2 separate regions of the Homo sapiens genome follow, and region 1 is linked to region 2. A link is a loop called in an ENCODE intact Hi-C map of the cell type or tissue named here. Cell type or tissue: PC-9. All regions are shown on one strand. Each heading gives the region's core, and the rest is flanking DNA. Links, peaks and the distances in the headings are about the cores only. Region 1 has its middle 60 kb from the start of PFDN4. Region 2 has its middle 130 kb from the start of DOK5.

Evidence for each region. A loop is a pair of places that touch in the nucleus more often than their neighbours do. Peaks named below come from ENCODE experiments on the same cell type or tissue, not always from the same donor. Only the 100,000 strongest peaks of a DNase experiment are listed, where the experiment ranks them.
Region 1: it touches region 2 in a loop (6-fold over the local background); 3 of 110 quality-filtered maps call a loop at or near these places.

Annotation. Positions count from the first base shown.
Region 1 is chr20:54,265,377-54,270,763 of GRCh38, forward strand. No RefSeq gene overlaps it. Among named protein-coding and RNA genes, the nearest start is that of PFDN4, 60 kb to the left of the region's middle. In PC-9, for the core only: no CTCF peak of the experiment used is centred there; DNase peaks (open chromatin) are centred at 2,225, 2,535 and 3,845; H3K4me3 peaks cover 1,746 bases; H3K27ac peaks cover 4,029 bases.
Region 2 is chr20:54,342,393-54,347,779 of GRCh38, forward strand. No RefSeq gene overlaps it. Among named protein-coding and RNA genes, the nearest start is that of DOK5, 130 kb to the right of the region's middle. In PC-9, for the core only: no CTCF peak of the experiment used is centred there; a DNase peak (open chromatin) is centred at 3,029; H3K4me3 peaks cover 651 bases; H3K27ac peaks cover 2,095 bases.

The DNA.
Region 1 (5,387 bases), core at 234-5,233, 77 kb before region 2:
TGGTGAGAAATATCACGGTTTAGGGTAATTTTAAAAAATACAACCACTGAAACTTAGTGATAAGTATAAATTCTTCTCTTACTTCCCACTCGTCCAAATCTCAGCAAATGCTGCCACCACAAACCAGTTAACTCAAGCCGTAATCCAACGAACATCTTTGATTAATGCATCAGTCAATTCTGTAGGCTCTTCTTCCAAAACATGGCTTGAATTCTTCCATTTTTATTTATGCTAACCATACCTTGATAGCATCTCTATCTTTGGAAGATGGGATAGCAAATCCCATCATTTCTTGCTAAAACAATTGCAGTATCTTAGTATCTTGTCTTTGAATTTATTCTCCTAATCCATTGAAATATATTCTCAGTATGGAAGTTCAAAGTAATCATTTTGAAACTTTTATGTAACAAATCTTTATTGAGTACCTACTATTTGCTTGGGTAATTTAGAACCTGGAGGGAATAAAACAGACCAAAATCTATTGAACATGAGCCTGTTTAAGTGGGTTTATGAATTAAAATGCCAGGTTAACCCTTATAAAATGAGCAAGTGGCTTAGATATATTCCTGCAAACAGGCCGGGCGTGGTGGCTCACCCCTGTAATCCCAGCACTTTGGGAGGTCAAGACGGGTGAATCACTTGAGGTCAGGAGTTTGAGACCAGCCTGGCCAACATGGTGAAACCCTGCCTCTACCAAAAATACAAAAATTAGCCAGGCATGGTCGTGTGCACCTGTAGTCCAGCTACATGGGAGGCTGAGCCAGGAGAATCACTTGAACCCAGGAGGCGGAGGTTGTAGTGAGCCGAGATTGCACCACTGCACTACAGCCTGGGTGACAGAATGAGACCCTGTTTAAAAAAAAAAAAATTCCTCCAAACAAACTATGGATTGAAGAAAACACCAATGAAAGCACAGAAGTATTTCATCAAAAATTATCCATAACTGGTCAGAGAGACCAAAAGTTAAGTTTCATTAAGTGTGATCAGTAATGCCCTTTTTATGTTTGGAACTGTTTCACACATTACAGACATTAAAACAGGAAGTGAAATAAATAACTCAGACTGAGACCTTGGAATAGCTTTATCATAAAATATGAAACCACAAGCTTCAAAAAAAATGAAAGCATATTTATTCGAACTTTGCTTTTACCAAAAATGATTTATCTTCCATCTCATCTTTTTATAATTTATTTGTGAGTATTTTATAAAATATAGAATGTTAGTATAATAAAACATACAATTTATAAATTAAAAAACAGCCTTGAATTGGGGATGGACATTTGAAATTTTCTTATTAATGGAATGTACAATCAAAAATGTTTGTAGACTACAAATTTAAATACTTGGTATTACACAAATGTAATATCACTTTTCAAAGTGTTTATTTTTTAAAAATAAAACATCTTTTTTTAATCCCTTTGAATTTTTACATTTAGAAACCATCCATTGCCTCTACCAGAGAGCTGGGACGATGTGGTTTGCATGTTGAGATCAAGAATCCAGGAGAACCAGCCAAGGTGTCTGCAGAATCTACCAGCTCTAAATTGTTGGAAATGCTGGTGGAATTGAAATCCCCTTAGTGAGATGCAGCAACTTTCATCTGAGACATATGCTGTAATTAGCAGTTTCTTAATTACCGAGTGCTTGAAGTATGTCATACTGGGAAGGGGTGGCGGGAAAATGCTGCTGCGCTTGAAGACACAAGGTGACCACGTTCTCTCAACCAGCTTGAGACCCCAGGTTCACTCTTACTGCAGCACAAACACACTGTGGCCAAGAGAAGACCATTCAAAGGTACCCCACTGCTTCCTATTTAGAGGGGGAAAAAGGACGTCATATATCCCTGCTCATGATGGCATAATTTGGTGTTAAAGTCAGTTGTGATGGCAAAGTAAAGTTTTGGTTTGTTTGGTGAGAAAACTGAGTTCACCCTCTTGCCACCCTCTTATCTGTTTGAGCCAGAAACGATCCCATCTACCAAGTGCTGTCTGAGAGCCAGGGTCCATGCCCAACAATTTTCATGCATCGATACCTTTCATCTCATGAAGCGGGCACTACTCTGATATGCCTTTGCTAGGTAAGGAAGCTGAAATTCAAGGAGATTTTGTTCCTTGTTAGTGACAACATCAAGGCAAAGTGGCTCTAGAGCCTGCCTGCTTAGTCACAACTGTGCCTTGTCACTCTACTGCTTTGAACCAGGCAGCTATTGTGCCGGTGGCATATATACAAGGAGGCTGAGGGACAGAGCAAATATTCAGGACAAGAGTGAGTCATGCTGAGGGATTGTGGCAAGAAGAAGGCTGGCTGTGGGTAGGGGAGGGCCTTGGGCCTGGGGAGAACAGAAATTCTATTGAATTTCTAACTAAGTGCTGGGCAGAGTAGCTCTTCTTCCTTACCTCCTTATGAAATCATCAGTCAAATACACTCATTTCTTGTTAAAGCATTGCGAGTTGCATCCCTTTGCAGAGATGTGTTTAACTCTTGAGCCACGCTTCCAATTGGGCTTGGGGCAGAAAAGGAAAGTCCCCAGATGCTGTCCTGTTATACCTGCTTGGCTTGTTTTAGAACAAGAGTCTTTCAAGTCCTGGGACTAATTTATTGGCTTCGGTTACAGGGGAGCTGCAGCTTAGGCTGCCTGGCTTTTGTAGGACCACAAAGAGGAATCTCTGAGATGCTTTGTTTCTTCTAGAATAAGATCCAGTACTAAAGGGGAAACGTGCTTCTGTAACTTGGTCAAGGTTTACAAAGAGAAACACCCTGTCCCTCTCTGCATGAATTTCCATTGGCCTTCTATGGAATTTATGGCTTTTGTAGGAAGGGCAAAATCTGGCAGTGGGAGGAAATTCATTAGTGGTATCACTCTTATGGTTAGGATTCCATGACCTTGAGGCACATAAATCTGGAAAATGGCCTCAGTGGGCATCCAGTGCCCTGATAAATAGACACAACACTGTGAGCCAAGATTTGTAGTCTATGGAATCTCCTTTTCTATATGAGGAGATGTGCATCCTGCATCTCAGGCACTTATATTATCCAGAGCTGCAGAAACAAGGTTATCAGTTTATTGGTTCACTTACACACCTTCCTTGCTTCCTTTCAGCTTCCTCACCCAGCCTTGCAATCTCAGCTACTAATGTCATCCAAGCTAATTTTCAGAGCCGGGTTGGCAGAGTTGGCATGTAATGGATGGACATTTTGATCTTGGCCAGCACGTTTCTAAGTAGGAAGTAGTGTCCATCCATTAGGGGTGTCAAGAGTTTCATCTCTCAAAAACAGCCCTTTTTGTGGTAATGGATAGCTGCTCTGACAGCTTCAGAGGACTGAATTAGGATGTGTGTTCTGCAGATATCAGGAAAAGAAACAGGAATAAAACACAATTATACTCAAACCTATAACTTTTGCCCGCCTTGAATACATTTAGTTGCTCACCCCCAAGGCTGGAGGATACCTAATAAAGAGACATTTTCTGGTTAACTGACAATGTTTTCCTTTTTTTTCTTTTTTCTTGTCTTTTCCAGCAGAAGTCTCTTGTTTCTGCCAAGAACTCTGAAAAGTTAAAAATATTTATCCTGCTTGCAAGCTAACAACTTAGCCTGCTGTAGTTTCTTAGATGCAGGCAGAAAACATGCAACTCCTGGGTCAGAGACAAAAGGCTTGTATTACTCAAGGCACAGCAGGCAGCATGATCATTGTGTTTGCTGCAGGTGCCCTCTCTCCAAGTTCCCTGGGAGTGATGGGAAGCAGCCTGGGTAGATGCTGCAGCCTCAGGAGGTTTGGAGCACAGCTGAGTTTAAGAAATCCCAAACTTGTAAAGAGGGCAGTCTAACCTTTGCCTAGAGAGAGACATTATCTTATAGTGGTCAGGAAACAAACCTGCCCTCTGCCCCAAGGGAGCTACTATCTCTATCTTCCAAGGCCTTTCACTATACAAACATCCGAAAAATCGTCTGAAACAAAAGCTACTACAGAATGTGCAGAAATGTAGGAAACTCATAGAGAAGTACCTCCTGGTAATTGCAGGAAAGAATTTGGCAAAACTGGTTCACTGATACTACATTACTTACATTTTAAATATGAAATACTGGCAGTTATTTTCAACTAAAGGCAAATATAAAAACACTGTCATTGGCTCAAATAATAGCAAACAAAGAGTAGCATGGGATTTTGCCTAAAGAGTACAATCTGGAATAATATATTGTCATTATATTTAACATCCCTTCAATTAAAATACCAATTAAAATATGATTTATTTCAAGTAAATGTCCTACTTATTTTTAATTACACTATGCTTTGTTAGTCACTGTATTTATGTTGGAAACAAGATCATTAAAGAATTATTTGTCTTATACATTGTTAAATAAGGCAAAGCCCCAACTCACAATTTTCTCTAATTTGAGAAGAAGTGGGAGAAAAGAAAACAATGGGATATTTTATCGTCTGGAAAGTGGAGGTTCATCTAAGATATGGCTATTTGCATTGCTCCCATTTTTGTGAACTGCTGCTTCATTTTTACAAAAGAAAAAGAAACATTTTATGAAGAGATTAACAAAAGGCACCACTTCACTCTCTTACCACTTAAGATTCATCTCCATGCCTTTTCCTGTATTGGATATTGTAATTATGTGATTCTTTCAAGCTGATCAGCATAGCATGCAAGAAGTGCCAGTTCTCTCAAATATCTCTAGAACTATATTCATAACCATGATTCTTTTCTTGTTTTTTAAATTCTTTTTTTAATGGCTATAAATTAATCTCAGTAATAATTGTTATTTGAGGGTTCCATCGCATGTATTGACGTAGTCACATTTCCAAAATCTTTTAATACAAATTTCCGAAATGTACATAACTTACTAAATCCTGGGCTTATTTTACCACCATGCTGTCTCCTTTTTCAAGGATAAATGCATAGTTCCATGTGCTCCTTTGAAGCACTGACCAAGGAGTTTTCTTCCTGTCCTGAAATCATCAACAAATATTCTTCCAGCAGTTTTTCTCCCCTTGATATTTTATTTCTCTCTGTGGAGATTTTAAAGAAAAGAGGGATAAAAAAATCTTTGGAAGGGTATGTTGAGATTTTCTCTTCAATTATATTTAAGTTGGGATGTTTGATGCCAATACGACAGCTAAAATGGCAACTGACAGTAATATTTGTTAGGGCTAAATCTACTCTGAATCACCATAATATATAAAACTACAGGACCTCAAGAAGAGCAAACCACCAAGATGCTGGGCAAAAATCCCCAACACTTGTGATAGTTTGCTGAGCATGATGGTTTCCAGTTTCATCCATGTCCCTACAAAGGACATGAACTCATCATTTTTTATGGCTGCATAGTATTCCATGGTGTATATGTGCCACATTTTCTTAATCCAGTCTATCATTGTTG
Region 2 (5,387 bases), core at 176-5,175:
TGTCAAACTACTGTCTTGACTGCAGGACTTTTCAGAGCCTTTAACATACAAGCATACATTGTGACTTTCCAGAAGCAAATAGAGTAAGCAGAATTTTTTAACTTATTTGACCAATGAGTACATTATCGTGGGGGTAGGGTTATTCAGACAACATTATGAAGAAGTGATGACATCGCTGTTTTTCACAATCTACTTGCAAAATGGCACAAGAAATGATCACAGCAGACAATCAAACTTGCCCAGAGCAGCCATTGTGAATTTAATCTAATTGCTCTTGAAAGCTGGATTTGTTTCTCTGAATTGAGTTGCAGCCTTTGAGGAAGAAACAAATTGCCTCCCCACTGCTCACACTTCTGCTCCATCTGTAAATGTTAGGAAATAGCATAAAAAGAAATTCAAATTCCTGTAGCAGTAAATATGCAAACACACATTTTCTGCAGATATAGCGAGGGCATCATTTTCCCCCTTTTACCACCCCAGAGTCCCTGAACAGGTTTGAATCTGTTGACAAAGCTTTTTAAAACCATCTAGCTGACCTTTATTTTTTATTTTTATTTTTATTTTTATTTTTATTTTTATTTGTTTTGTATGCTAGCAATCTGTTAACCACATTTCCAGGGAACTTGCATAGAGAGCTCCTTCTCTCTCTCTCTCTCTCTCTCTGTCTCTCTCTCTCCCGCTTTCTATCCTACTCCCTTCCTCCTTCCCTGCCTTCTTCGCTCTCCTTTCTCTCTCTTCCTTTTTTTCTATTTCTTATTCGTTGGCAGTCTTGCCACTGGATGTGCAAATTAAAACTCATTTAATCATCTGCATGCCAAGCACAAGGACTCAGTCAATCACGTTCTATGCCATTGGCTAGGTAATTACTTGAAATTTGCTATCTATTGTTTCATCCTTTGTTCCCAGCCTACTATTGACGTCAGAGGAGTTTTGCCTGTGAAAGAATGAGGTCTTATTTTTGTGTGTGTGTATAAAATATTCTAGTTTGCTCCAGACTTCTGTGCCCAAGTGGGTCTCTGGCAAAGAATGTTCTGTACATCCATCAACATTTAGAAGTGCAGTGATGGTTGCATGCAAAGTGGAAGTTGGAAATTGAGCAGAAAGAAAAAACCTTGTGGAGCGTAGTCAAACCGGTTACTCAAAGCTTGTGTTTTAAGATTTTCTTCAGCCTCTTGCACACTCATACCAAACGATAATATCCACATTTGCAGATTGAGAAACCAACATCGAACTACTATCTTAATTGCAGGACTTTTCAGAGCCTTTAAAGAGAGATATAGTTATGTCTTTGTCCTTATGGGAATAACCGGACCTTTGCCAAACTGAGAAAAGTTCAGGCACAAGGTAGACAATGTAGTGGATAGTGAGTCAGATTCTGTACCAGGAAGATTTTGTATGGTGTGAGTTCCTCTCTGCACTGCCCACCTTGGTACTTCCAGCATCTAGGATAACTGTTGCCACACAATTAAGTATTTGTTAACTACTTGTTTAAGGAATAAGTAGGTGTTTTTCAAAGAGGCTGCTTCAACCATGAACACTTATTTATCTTTGGAGTCACATGTCATGGCTAAGTTATGCCCTAAGTACCATATAACTTAGTAGTTAATACTGTAGTTAATACTTAGTAGCTAATACTCTAACCTTGAGGTTAGAAAGCCTTGAGGGTTAAGCTCTGCCTTTGCCCTTTACCACTGGTGAGGCTTTGTGCAATTAACTGAGTCTATTTAAGCCTCCCTCTCCTTATCTCTACTTTGGCTCCGTTGTAGAGATGGGGAGACAATGATCTTCACTCCACAACAGGTTAGTTCATGTCCTTTGTAGGGACATGGATGAAGCTGGAAACCGTCATTCTCAGCAAACTATCGCAAGGACAAAAAACCAAACACCACATGTTCTCACTCATAGGTGGGAATTAAACAATGAGAACACATGGACACAGGAAGGGGAACATCACACACCGGGGCCTGTTGTGGGGTCGGGGGAGGGGGGAGTGATAGCATTTGGAGATATACCTAATGCTAAATGACGAGTTACTGGGTGCAGCACACCAACATGGCACATGTATACATATGTAACAAACCTGCACATTGTGCACATGTACCCTAAAACTTAAAGTATAATAAAAAAAATTCAGTTCAATCCTGATAATTTCTTTATCAAAATAATTTCCATGTGAATCACAGCTTTATATGTAATAGAATAAAATATTTAACAAACCACAAAAAAAATTGATTAAGACAAGGTACATAAAACACCTTTGCATAGTACTTGGCATATAATAAACTTTCAGTAAATATTATGATTAAAGACTGTGCATCAATTGGTTCAATGGATAACTCTCAAGTAGAGTAGTACATGATAGGATGTTAATAGTACAAATTCTATATAAACATTTATATATGCAGATACTGGGTCCAAAATAAAAGTGTGGCACTACAATTACGTTGTCATTGTCCCCCACCAAGAATACATAGAAACATCAGGGCAGAGTTGATACCAAATCTCATAGAAAGCCTTAAAAATAATTATTTCAAAATGTTGCCCTTGATCAATGGTTCTCAACTGCAAGCAAGTTTGCCCCCTGGGGGGACATTCATTAATGTCTGAAGACATTTTTGGTTGTCACCACTGGGGTGGGGGCTGTGCCTGTGGCTTCCAGTGGGTAGAGGCCAGAGATGCTGCTAAACAACCTGCAATGCACAGGACAGCCTCCTGCAACAGGGAATGATCAATTGTGTCAGAATTGAGAAAAACCTTGCTCGGGATTTTTTAATTTTAAAAATATGTAACTTATTTCAGATTCTATCAGAGCCAATACATATGAAGATACATTATTTATGAATTATTTTCAGTGTTTAAAAGGGGATTAAGGCAAGTGGCTCTTTTTGGTTGAGAACTGGGTTCATTTCAGGGAGCCTGGAATATGATACTTTTCTTGGAATGCATTTGCCAGGCTGAAGGATCAGGGCAGAGAATTGCAGTCTGATGAAAATGCTGCAAGCAAATATCCTGCTTAGAAATGTTTTTGATGAGTCATTTCCAAAAACTCAAATACACTGACTAGTGACTAAGAGTCTAATTAACCCAGACGCCACTAAAAATAGGAAAGATCCATTGCACTTACGCGAGGTTTTCTGTTAAATCAACAACCCTGTGAGGTAGGCAGAAGCAATTTAAAGTCTAGAGAATACTAATACTAATAATGAGGGCTATTAATTATTAAGCATGGACACTGTGCAAAATAATGGCAGTAGAACAAGAGGAGGAGGAACTTAGGGTATGGAGTGCACGCCTAGCCCTGTCACCTACTAGCTGCATGAGTCTTGGAGGTTTATTTTGCTTTTCTGCATCTTAAGTCTTAATCTGTGAAAGAGGAATAGTTACAGTGTCAGTTTCACGGGATTGTTGTGAAAATTAAAAAAAAAAGCTTCCAAAGCACTCAGCACAGTGACCAATGCATATGCTTCTAATAAATGTAAGTTAATAATGAGAAGAATTCTCACAAAAACCGTACAAGGAAAGTATTCATAGTTAAAGATGAGACCATTTAGAGATGAACAAACTGTGTCAAAAAGTCCTTCAGTAAGTTGCCTAAGTTCCCTCAAGTGGTGAGTAGCCAAATCAGGTTGAACACAGAACTCACTTGGCAAGCCTTGTGCCTAGAAGAGTTTCTGGCATGTATCAGAACAACAACTATCTGTTGCAGAGGCAAAGGAAAAACCCTCATAGGTTCTGTGGCTGGGACCCTAGAAATTAAACATTAAAAGACACGTTAACAGGAAAAAGGATTTATTTCATATGCATATGAAGGGCCTCATAGAAATTAAAACCCAAAGAAGTAGGCAGACCTGGAGGTGTATATACCAGTTTAACAAAAGGGCCAAAAAAATTGTGGAGAAATGACAAGACAAAGAAAATAAATTTGAGTTTCTAGTGGTGATAAATTGTGGAAAGGTAAACATATGAGGAAAATAATGGAAGACTGGGTTATTTTAGGAAGGTTTGTTATGCAGACTCCCCTGGAGGCTGATAGTCTAGAGTTTCCTCTGGTGATTAAACACTTGCTGTGCCCTTTCTGGTAGGAGAAAGAGGAAGTGGCAACATTTTCACAAAGGGAAATCTATGCCCTGATTTTAGGCCAATGGGGGAGGGTAGAGTGCTTGTTTCTTGCATCTGTTGTTTCTCAATTGCTTTCTGCTTGAAATAGTCCTTACGCCAATGTGGCATATTTTGGGGTGACATATTCTAACCCCTTCACTACTGAATGAAGAAAAATCTCCTAATATTATATCTTCAGTAATCCACATTTTCAGCTGATTTTGCCCTGTTTATTGCACTTCCATTCTTGCTGGCTTCACATTTATTTTGTTTCTGGTCATGGAGTCAACTTTGGGTGCTCAAGTTTCCAGTGGGTGCATTAAAATACTCAAATAGCATAAATTGCACATATAACTTTGAAAAATTGCCCACAGAAAAATAGCAAAACGTGTTCATCTTTTCACCAAGAGCTAACTCTTGCAGAAGACAGGTAATCATTAGAAACCCTTCTACCCTAATCGCGTTGCCTGTATGTAATTATTGTAGTTTCCTCTGAGTATTCACTGAAAGGTGCCTTGAGAGAGAAAAAAATGTATAGGCTGCCTAGCAAAGTTAGGAAAAGCATGTAGAATGTATATATGGTGTGTGTGTGTGCATGTGCGTGCTTTGGTCACAGATATGAAGCAAGTTTCATCATGTAATTACAATGACAAATACAATGGCATTTGAATCAATTGACATCAGAATTGTAGGAATGGCTTGGAGTTGAGCTCCTCCTAATTATATTTAATTGCATAGTCTTGGATTTGACACTGAGTCTGGCTTGAAATGGATGCTTCGATGGGTTGAGTGTTTTTTCGCAGCTTGACAGGGTTGAGATGTAAACAGGAGCTGATAAACATGGCACTTACCACACCCATGAAGACTTTCTATTGGAATTTCTGTGAATGATTAATAGTCAAAAATTACAGCTCCACTGAGCTGTGACAGCATTGGATTCAGGATATGGAGACCTTTGTTTCCGTTATTGCTTACACATTTTAGAATCATTTGATTTTATTCTGGTTTATTTTTTGGCTCACTCCTCTGCTGATGAGTAAATTGAGGGAAATAAACACCAGAATGAGTCTGGCTGTTAAATGTGTCAATGTCTTAGCCATGGCAAGAATTCTACTGCATTCTCTGATGCAGTTGCCTGAGGCTGAGTACAGCTTGGGCCCCTTACCAACAACTGTTCTTCTATCGCCAGACTGGAGTGCAGTGGCGTGATCTCGGCTCACTGCAACCTCCGCCTCCTAGGTTCAAGCAATTCTCCTGCCTCAGCCTTCCAAGTAGCTGGGACTCCAGGT